Regions from separate parts of the Mus musculus genome. Here region 1 is linked to region 2. A link is a loop called in an ENCODE intact Hi-C map of the cell type or tissue named here. Cell type or tissue: left cerebral cortex. All regions are shown on one strand. Region 1 overlaps Ddx50 (DExD box helicase 50). Region 2 overlaps Ccar1 (cell division cycle and apoptosis regulator 1).

Evidence for each region. Peaks named below come from ENCODE experiments on the same cell type or tissue, not always from the same donor. Only the 100,000 strongest peaks of a DNase experiment are listed, where the experiment ranks them.
Region 1: a loop joins it to region 2, with 2.8 times the contacts of the local background. A loop is called at or near these places in 21 of 42 quality-filtered maps.

The regions. Positions count from the first base shown.
Region 1 is chr10:62,620,185-62,625,184 of GRCm38, forward strand. Ddx50 (DExD box helicase 50) reads right to left here. Exons shown (of 15, transcript NM_053183.3): 11 at 4,961-5,000; 12 at 4,584-4,743; 13 at 1,205-1,339. Among named protein-coding and RNA genes, the nearest start is that of Ddx21, 20 kb to the left of the region's middle. In left cerebral cortex, no CTCF peak of the experiment used is centred here; no DNase peak of the experiment used is centred here.
Region 2 is chr10:62,760,430-62,765,429 of GRCm38, forward strand. Ccar1 (cell division cycle and apoptosis regulator 1) reads right to left here. Exons shown (of 25, transcript NM_026201.3): 13 at 4,838-5,000; 14 at 3,895-4,105; 15 at 3,011-3,094. Among named protein-coding and RNA genes, the nearest start is that of Snord98, 2.7 kb to the right of the region's middle. In left cerebral cortex, no CTCF peak of the experiment used is centred here; no DNase peak of the experiment used is centred here.

The DNA.
Region 1 (5,000 bases), 140 kb before region 2:
AATCCAAATGAAAATGGTCCTTCTGATTTCTTTAAAATATTAGTGAGAACTGGGAACACAGGTCTGTGGAATGGTACTTGCTTATGATATACAAGTCAAAGGGTCAGACCCTAGCACTGCAAAAGACTAAGATTCCAAAAGTTAAAACAGGGATAAGAAAGTTTTTCTCTCACAGAGTTGAGAGATAATAATAATTTCTAATAAACAATCTGGTTAACAGCTTTTAAGATACAACAAGTCTATAGTAATTTCAGACAAATAACAGTTCTCAAAACATTAAAAGAAATCTTAATCACTAAGATTAAGCTTTAAGATGGATAGGTAGCCACACCTTTAGTCCCAAAACTCAGAAAGCAGAGGCAGATGTATCTGAGTGTGCCAGCCTGATCTACATAGTGAGTTCCAGGGCAGCCATGGCTATGTAAAGAGACCCAGTGCCAAAAAAGGAAAAACAAACAAAAAAGCTTTTCATTTTACTGTAAGTTTTCATTTTACAAGTTCATTTTACTGAAAGTTACTCAGGAACATGTTTGTTATCTTAGAAGTAGAATGAAATTAAGCAAGAGCTCAAGGCTAGCCTGGGCAATAATGAAATATTGCCTCACAGAAAAAGATTATCATTAATCTTGTTAACAACCAATAGCAGAGTACAATAAATAATCTGTATTTCCAAGAGCTGTTTAAACGTTACACACATAAATTAGTCTTAAAAAATAAACACACACAGTAAGTATGCCATAGCAGGAATTTAGATCACTTAAGTCTTAGGGTTAATCTACTTGCAATCCTAACATTCATTAAATGGTCCTGGGTTCAAGGCCAGTCTGGGCTACATAGGAATACCCTGTCTTAAAGTAATTATAGCAACAAAAACTTAAGTATTAGTCAAAACAGAATGACATGAAGCTCTGAAGGAATATATCATTTATATAAACCCACAATTGTTGGGAACAATCCAAAACTGTGATAAAATCGTATTAATCATCCATAAAAAGAGGAGGAGACAGATCATTGAAGTCTTTTTTTGTTTGTTTTGGTTTTGGTTTTTGGAGACAGGGTTTCTCTGTATAGCCCTGGCTGTCCTGGAACTCACTTTGTAGACCAGGCTGGCCTCGAACTCAGAAATCCGCCTGCCTCTGCCGGGATTAAAGGCGTGCGCCACCACGCCCGGCTGATCATGGAAGTCTTATGAACATAATCCTACCATATTTCCTTTCAGGAGGCACATTCTGGTTACGTGAGACACAGCATTACTACTGAGCTTTCTGTTAAGTTCCTTCCAAGCGCAGCTGACATCCTGTATTTCTTCTGGGCTCTCCAGAGTCATGGTCACAAACCCCTTTAGAAATAAAAGTCCTATTAGATTTGGGAGAAAATCAGCAGCAGGACAATGAAGTTTGACTACGGTGCTTCCTGAGTCAACTACACAGGTCCCATGCAATATCTGTGTGGTATCTGAGTGCCAACAGCACAACATGGCTATTGAAAACTAACTTCACTGAAACTATACTAGAAGACTACTATTTACATGTTCTGTACACTGCTCTTATAGAGCACACAGAGACTATGTCCTACACATTACAAGACAGAATTAGATCAGAACATCACAGGAAGAGTTGGGAGGAAAAGTAGTAAAGTAATCAGGAAATGTTAAAAAAGCAGTTACTTAGCAGTGAAAAAAAGACATCAATATCTTTAAATTTTTGGAGGACTACCACATAAAAATAGTGACGAGTTCCTACAATGTACCAGAAACCACATAGGGAATAAAGATTTTATGACAAACAGACCTTCCTCTCCTGGACATAGCCTTCTTGTGGGGAGTTGAGGTAGAGATAGTAAGAAAGTTTATACAACACCGGCGATAAGCGGCAGGAAGAGTAACCCAAAAGGGCTGGGAAATAGAAAAAAAAGGAAGAAGAGGACCAGGATAATCAGGAAAGATTTCTCTCATATGGTGATATCTGAACAGAGACCAAAATAAAGGAGGAAGCCAAAATAAGAGGAAGGGGGCCGAGAAAATGGGTAAGCATGAAGAGTTGCAAGAGTTGGTAAATGAAGAAGGTAGGTCAAATAGATTCAGATAACTGGAGAAGTCAAGAGAGTGATAAAAAATGAAGTCATACCAGTAGCAAGCAGAATACCCCGCAGGACATGCACTACAGGTCATTCATTGTAAACATCAGGGCTGGAGAGACAGCTCAGTGGTTATAGAGCACTGGCTGCTCCTCCATAGGACCCTGGTTCAATTCCCAGCCTCTATAAGGTAGCAGTCCCAGGGACCTGATACTCTCCACTGGCTTCCTAAGGCATTGCATGCATAAGGTTCAGGCAAAAACTTAGACATGGGGTGAGAGGGAGGGAGGGAGGGAGGGAGGGAAGGGGAAAAATTTCAAGCCATTAATACCTTGTTCCCAAAATACTTAATTACAAGTCAAATGACCTATCTAATAAATGGTTGGTTCTTGGTCAGGCTGGCCTCAGACTTGCAGTTCTCCTACCTCTGCTTGCCAAGTACTGTGAATGCAGATAAGCATTTCTGTGGCCAATCAAAGAATTTTCACGGGACAGGGATTAGCTATAAGTGACCTCAAAAGTACCTTAACATTGTCTTTAAAAGTACAGTTTAAAAATTGTTTTTTTTTTTTTTTTTTTGGTTGTTTAGTTTGACAGGATTTCTCTGTACAGCTTTGGCTATCCTTGAACTCAGAGATCCCCTGACTCTGTCTCCTGGGAGAGGCACTACCACCATCTGCCCTAAAAATTGTTTTTGTATTTGAGAGGCTGAAGCAGAAGAACTGTTGTGACTTCAAGTCCAACCTGAGATATATAAGACTTTATCTCTAAAATAAAATAAAATACACCAGATGGTACACAGTGGTGCATCCCTGAGCAAGGGGAATCTCTGTGAGTTCTAGGCCAACCCAGCCTGCACAGTGAATTCCAGGCCAGCCAGGGGTACCCATGGGGTTGATATTTCTTTTTTGGCACAAGTTTTCGGTATGTAGCCCCGGATGGCCTAAAACTTTTTATGTTCAACAGGCTAGTCTCAAATTTGGAAGTCCACTGTCTCTGTTTCCTGAGTACTGAGATTACAAATATGAGCTACCTTTTCTGGCTTTTCTCCTGGTAAATATATTTTATATATTATATTTTATTGTATATTATATAATATTTATATTTTATATTTGATGAAATTTTAGGGATGGTCTATCTACTCAGTGCTAAAGGATGACCATATACATTACTATTCAGAGAGTAAAATAGTTTTAAAATGAGTTTTATAAGGCAACTGATATTCCTACCTCCCTTGTCCCCTTTTAAGGCTCATACCCCCTACCTCAACCCCACTTATATCCCAGTTAAAGTAACAAATCTGTGACCCATTTGCAACGAATGGCTGTGGTGTGGTATATCTGCTATCTGACACTAACCTGGAGGCAGGCCATATGAGTGCCACGCATATACTCACTCAAGCACGTCAACACCCCTGCACATCCTTACTTTGCCTCACTTTGCAGATCCTTGGCAACTAACAAAATGAAAACTCCAGCTTCAGTTGGTACCACACGGTACAAAATAAGGACTTTCTTTTCTTTATCTAGAAATCCTTCAGACACTTTTGTGAAGATAAAATAAACTAAATTCCTAGGAGGCAAGGAAGCCACAAGCCATGCCTGTGCTTAAGATTCTATCAGGGTGGCTGACAGATAAAAACTTAAGTAAGATGGTATATTGCAAATCCAGAGCAAAAATTATATTTGGAATTTTTTTATCTCCCCACTTCAACTTCCTACTAGCCTTTCAACACCTACCTCTGTATTTGACCTAACAGTCTTTCAACAGTCCAGTAAAACAAAACCCAACAAACTTCACAATCTCAGCAGACCATAGCTTCTATGAATCTGATAGCTGTATCATCAAATGATTTCCTCACCTGGCTATAACCCGCCTACCTGATGTCCCTAAGAGTGTATGTAGCAAATTTTCTGACATGACTTTCTTCTGTGACGATGAAAGTAAATGAGACCACTTCTGTGGTGGTACATATCCTTCTTGTCAAACTAAATCCAAATCATGGTAACTGGCATACAGCTCAAAACTAAACTACTTCATATTCCCTTTGGAGTGAGAGCTATGCTTTGTATGGACAGAAGCAAATCTACAGATATTATTAACATGGAACTATCTTTGTTAGCAGATTAGACTGTGATATTTTAATTAAGTAGAATGTCATTATTTTTTGAAGATACAAATTAAAATATTTAAGAATAATGCCTTCATGTTTCAACTTTCAAATAGTTTACAGAAGAATGAATGTAAAACATAGGTTACAGAATACTAACAGCTGTTGAATTAATGTGGATGGTGTTTATTTTACTAGTATTTCTCCCTACTGCTTGGATTGCAGGCTTGTATATCAGATGAGAAGAGGAAGAGTTTTCTAGACCGAAAAAGGGAAACAACAGCAACAACACCCCAATATACTGAAGAAATCAATGAAGCATTTCAGTGATGTGCTATAACCTGCTACAGCTAAGTTTTAACCATATCTAGCCAAATACCACTTCACACTTTTCTACCTTATCAGAAGTTATCAAAGATCGTGGTTCAAAGCTTGATGCACCAGAAATGTGAGCTAATGCTGCAGCCAATGCATCCACTGCCCCCTTCTCTTCTATCAGTCTTTGAGCTGATGGTCGGAAAAAATCAACAGCAGCATAAGAAACAGAAGCCAGAGACCTGTGGTTTAAAAAAAAGTAAATGTTCTTGGTCAGGATACAGGGGAAAAGGTAAAGACAAAATCAGGAATGGGAAAAGTAACATTTCATAGAATAATGTAACTAAATGTCTTCTGGTAAAGCCCTTGACTAGCATTTTCTCAAGTTTGGACTAGGAGAGCTTACAGATGAAAGTCGACTACAGAAGAGGGGTTACTCAGCAAGGTCAGAAAGCGTACCTGATGGCATCCATGCTTTTAGATTTAACTAAATCCATTG
Region 2 (5,000 bases):
CCTGAGTTCAAATCCCAGCAACCACATGGTGGCTCACAACCATCTGTAATGGGATCTGATGCCCTCTTCTAGTGTGTCTGAAGACAGCTACAGTGTAGTCATGAATAAAATAAATAATAACTCTTTAAAAAAACATTTGTACAAAAAAAAAAAGCCGGGCGTGGTGGCGCACACCTTTAATCCTAGGATCCCTGAGTTCGAGGCCAGCCTGGTCTACAAAGTGAGCTCCAGGACAACCAGGGCTATACAGAGAAACCCTGTCTCGAAAAATCAAAGAAAAAAAAAATTGTGAATTCAAGATTAGTGTGGTCCACACAGGGACACTGTACATTAGTACAAGATTAGTGCAATCCAGGGCTATATGCACTGGGACTCTATTTCACAAAGCCAAGTTCAGTGTTAAGAGACGCTATTCACAGTGCTTCTGAGAATACAAAAGAATGCAAAGCCTGTTCTTGTGTGTGTACACTAATGCACATTTGCCATGGCACAGGTAAGAGGACAACCTTCCAGGAGCTAGTTCCTGCCTTTAGCAGGCTGTGGCGGGTCTATTGCTTCGGCTGCTCTCCTAGATGCCACCACACTTGGTGTTTCACTTGTGTTTCTGGAAAGTGTGAGGCGTGAACAGCAGCGGCTCTACCCATTGAGCAATCTCCCTGACTCTTCCTTTGTACTAAGACAGCCTGTGGCCTAGGCTGCTCAAACTGGCTTATGTGGCAGGGCCAGATCTTGAACTCTCCAGATCGTTCTGTTTTACCTCCCAAGTATTTCAATTACAGAACAAATCAGCAAACCTGGATGTAAAACACGTTTTATTTTTATTTCTGAATATGTGTATATGTCTGTACACACAAGTGTGTTGGCCCATTAAGGCCACAGGTATCAGGTCCACATGGAATTAAAGTTACAAGAAGCTCTGAGCTTTCCCATGTGAATGCAGGGGAACTCTAAAAAGGCAGTATCCACTCTTACGTACCTAGCCATCTCTTGAGGTCCCTAAACAAGTTTTAAAATGCTTAAGAACATTTAAGCCAGGTAAGTATCCCAGTTTAAAAAATAACAGTGTAAGAATTTGTCTTAAAGGAAAGGGAAGAAATATGTAATTTTTTATATATGTATTTTGCCAAGTGCTATGACCACCCACCAAAACAGTAAAATAACTTAATGTTTAATAAAGAATAAATATTTTTTAACAAAACACAGAATCTATACTAACTAGAATGTGAAGTTTAAAAATAATTATACTGGGTCTCTTTCCGCCATCTTGGCGCTTGTGGAGGCCTGCTGGGAATGGGAACAGGACTTCTAAAAGCAAGTCTGTCTGGAAGGAAGGCTGTGGTGCAAGGCCATTTTTGCTGGCTACAAGCGAGGTCTATGGAACCAAAGAGAGGCACAAGGCTGTTCTTAAAATTGAAGGCACGAGATGAAACGGAGTTCTGCTTATGTGATTATGTGTATAAAGAGATGTGCTTATGTGTATAAAGCAAGTGACTCCTGAGGCAAACCAAACAAAACCAGAGCGATCTGGGGAAAAGTAACTCGGCCCAAGCAAACAGTGGTGTGGTTCCAAATTCTGAAGCAACCTTCCTGCAAAGACCATTGGACACAGAATCCGTGTGATGCTGTTCCCACCCCGGATTTAAACTAATGGAGAGTTAAATAAATAAAAGTGGATTTGTAAAAAAATTAAAAATAAATAAAAATGATTACACTGGTCTGGGTATGGTGGCCATGCTTCTAAACCCAGCACTGGGAAGGCAGAGGCAGGTGGATTTCTGAGTTCAGAGGCAAGTGAAGTTTAAGGCTAATGAGATTTACACAGCTAGACCAGAGTTACACAGGGAAACCCTGTCTCAAAACCACAGACCTGACACAAATAAGCACTAGTCCAGATCTACTGCACAGACACAGTCTCTCAGCTACCTGAATCAAGGGTTTACAGTCTTTCTTTCCCAGTTTAGTAATGTGCTTACCTACATTTTACTTTAAAAATTATTATAAAAATCAGATTTACCATTGGGTAGTGACCTACACCTTTAATCCCAGCATGTGGAAGGCAGAGGCAGATGGATCTCTGAGTTTGAGGTCGTCCTAGTCTACAAAGCAAGTATTAGAATAGCAAGGACTACTACAGAGAAACCCTGACCTAAAAAAAAAAAAAACATATAAAATAAATGAGATTTACCTTCTGCTTGTTTGTTTGAAGACAGGATTTCTTCTGTGTAGTGCTGGCTGTTCTGGAACTAGCTCTGTTCACCAGACTGGCCTAGAATTCTGAGATCTGCCTGCCTCTGCATCCTAAGTGCTGGGATTAAAGGTGTACACCACTAATGCCTACCTTTTTCCTATGTCTCTTCTATTCTCCTTAAATTTAGGTTATTTAGCCATAGAAATTCTATAGTTCTAGTCACTTCCCAAACCAGAAAACAGCACTATCAACATAGTTGTACTGGAGGCACTGAGACACTGCACCTGAACTACATAGGCACTTTAATTTATATATGTACAAACACAAGACATCAGAGTTAAAGACAACCAGAAAACTTGACTTTGAATGCCCAAACCTTTTTCATTTTATATTTATTCATCTATTTGTTTGATTTTTGAGACAAGGTTTTTTTTCTGTGTAGATCCTCTCTCCCCCAATCTGTCTTAAAACTAGCTCTGAAACTCAGAGATCTGCCTGTTTCTGTCTCTCAAGCACTAGGATTAAAGGTGTGTGCCACCATGCCCTACACTGCAGACCTTTTACAGACAAGGTCTCCCTCTAAAGGCTAGGCTAGCCTAGAACTCACTCTCCTGAAATGCATGGCAATCCTCCTGCTGTTGCCCACTAAATCCTGACACGATGGATATAAACCATCACACCTATAAATCATCACATTACATTTCCCACTTCAAGTAATTATTTTCAGTCTCAATAAGTTTACTAATTTCTGTTCAGAAATTTAAAATTTTTACTTGTTATTGTGTGTATATACACAATATATATGTCTACATTTTCAGTTACCTTCATTGCCTTTGGATCAAGCTTAGACCAATGGGTAGGAGTGGCGATCTCTTTAACTTCACCATCATCCTTCTCTTCTTCATCCTAACATACAAAGTTGAGAACAACATTACTATTCTGAAACCTAGAAATACATAAGTAATTTATTTTTTAAAGTCTGTTGCTGATCTGTGCAAGGTCACAATGTTTCAGATTGTCTTCTCCTAAAGTTATTATTTAGGCAAGTCCACATCCATACATTCTACCACTTTTAACTGACCACAAAGACATCAGCCAATCAAAGCCAGATCTGTGAAACACAAAAGGGTGATAAATTACAACACAAAGGATATCGGGATACACAGACACTGCCGGTCTCCACTAACCACACAGTGTGTGATCTTGCCCCAATTTTCAAACCACCCAAAGACTGATTTAGGCAGACCTTTGAAATGTACCCAAGACGTTGCCACATAGCCTGAAATTTCAAAGCTCTCAGACTTGTGGTTGTCCAATTTCAAATATCCATGACTAGAACTGATGACCGTAAAAGAGAAAATTTTTATAATTTGAGAAAATGGCAAAATGTTTAAAATGGCTTAATACTGAATCTTGCTCAACAACTGGTGCCAGGTTCCAGCAAATAGACCTATGATAAAACAAACTTCTGTGCACTGTAAGCACAACTTCTGAGGTCTCAGCACTCTTAAATTTAAGTCAGCATAATAGACAGATTTTTATGAGAAAAGAAAATGCAACTATACTGCTGAAAGCTGGATTACCAGTCGCTGTTACCAGTTATGTTCCTCCATGTGTGTCTGTTATGTAGTGTGTGGTGTGCATTTGTGCCTGTGTTCCTGTGCCTGTGAGAAGCGGAAATAGAAAAAGGGATTAGCGTTCAGTGCCTGTTCTCCATCAGCCTTCTTGCGTTCACCCTGAAGCTTCTCGACCAGCTGCTGCTTGTATCCTCGGGAGAGGGTTTCCCACTCTGAGCGGGTGGGAAGGCAATGCCAAACATCCGGGAAAAATAAAACCACTGTCTCCACATGAGCTGGAACTGTACGCCCCTTGTGGGTCTCCTCAGGGCGATGGTAGCGAATCTCTGCAAAACGGTACCTGTTGCAAGGGAAGAAGCATGTTGGAAAAAAAATTCTACAATACATTTTAAAGACCCTAGTTCACTTGTAGCACATCAAGTAAAGAAATTTTGCTGCAAGAACTTGAGGTTGGTCTAAAGAAAAAAAAATTATAGAAGCCATAGTTCCTCTTTTGGTACATTTGGATAATAGTTTATTGGTTAAAAGAATACATTTCCACAAAGAATTTTCTGATATGTTTACAGAGCTACCCATATTTTATAGAATACCTGAAGAAGCTGGAAAGCTGTTCAGATTTCATGTGCTAAAAAAAGAATATTCTTAATTAAATTGTAAGAAAAACACTAAAATACACAGGACAAATAAGCCTCAAGAGAAAATATGGCTGAACAAAAATAATCAGCAACTACATCACTTTATAACACAGGAATTATAATGAAATGAAGTTCTCTCTGGACGATCTTCTCCAGCTATACATGAAATGAAAAGTATTTTCAACATACATCCAATTTCCAAAGTACAGCATAATGAAACATTTAAAACTTCAGTGTATTTTGATTAGTTCTTAAAGCCCCTTCCCCCAAACATTTTGGCACCAAACAAACTTTTGCTACAAATGGGGATTTTTCCTTTGAGATTTCCTGCATGACCAGTGTTGATAAAATAAGGAAAGGGGAAAGGCTGATTGACAAGAACAGCTACATAAACTATTAGAAGACCATTCCTAATCGAGAAATGAATTGGTACTTACCACTGTGTGCATACACTTAGATCAATGCCTGTCAGAGCCTTACAACAACGAATGGCAGTTTTAATCAACACAGAGGGATCTTTTTCTGGGTTTGGTCCATCCAGCGAAGGAGACCAGTGGCCTCCAATGGCCATGGCTTCATCCTTGCCTTTCATTCCCACTA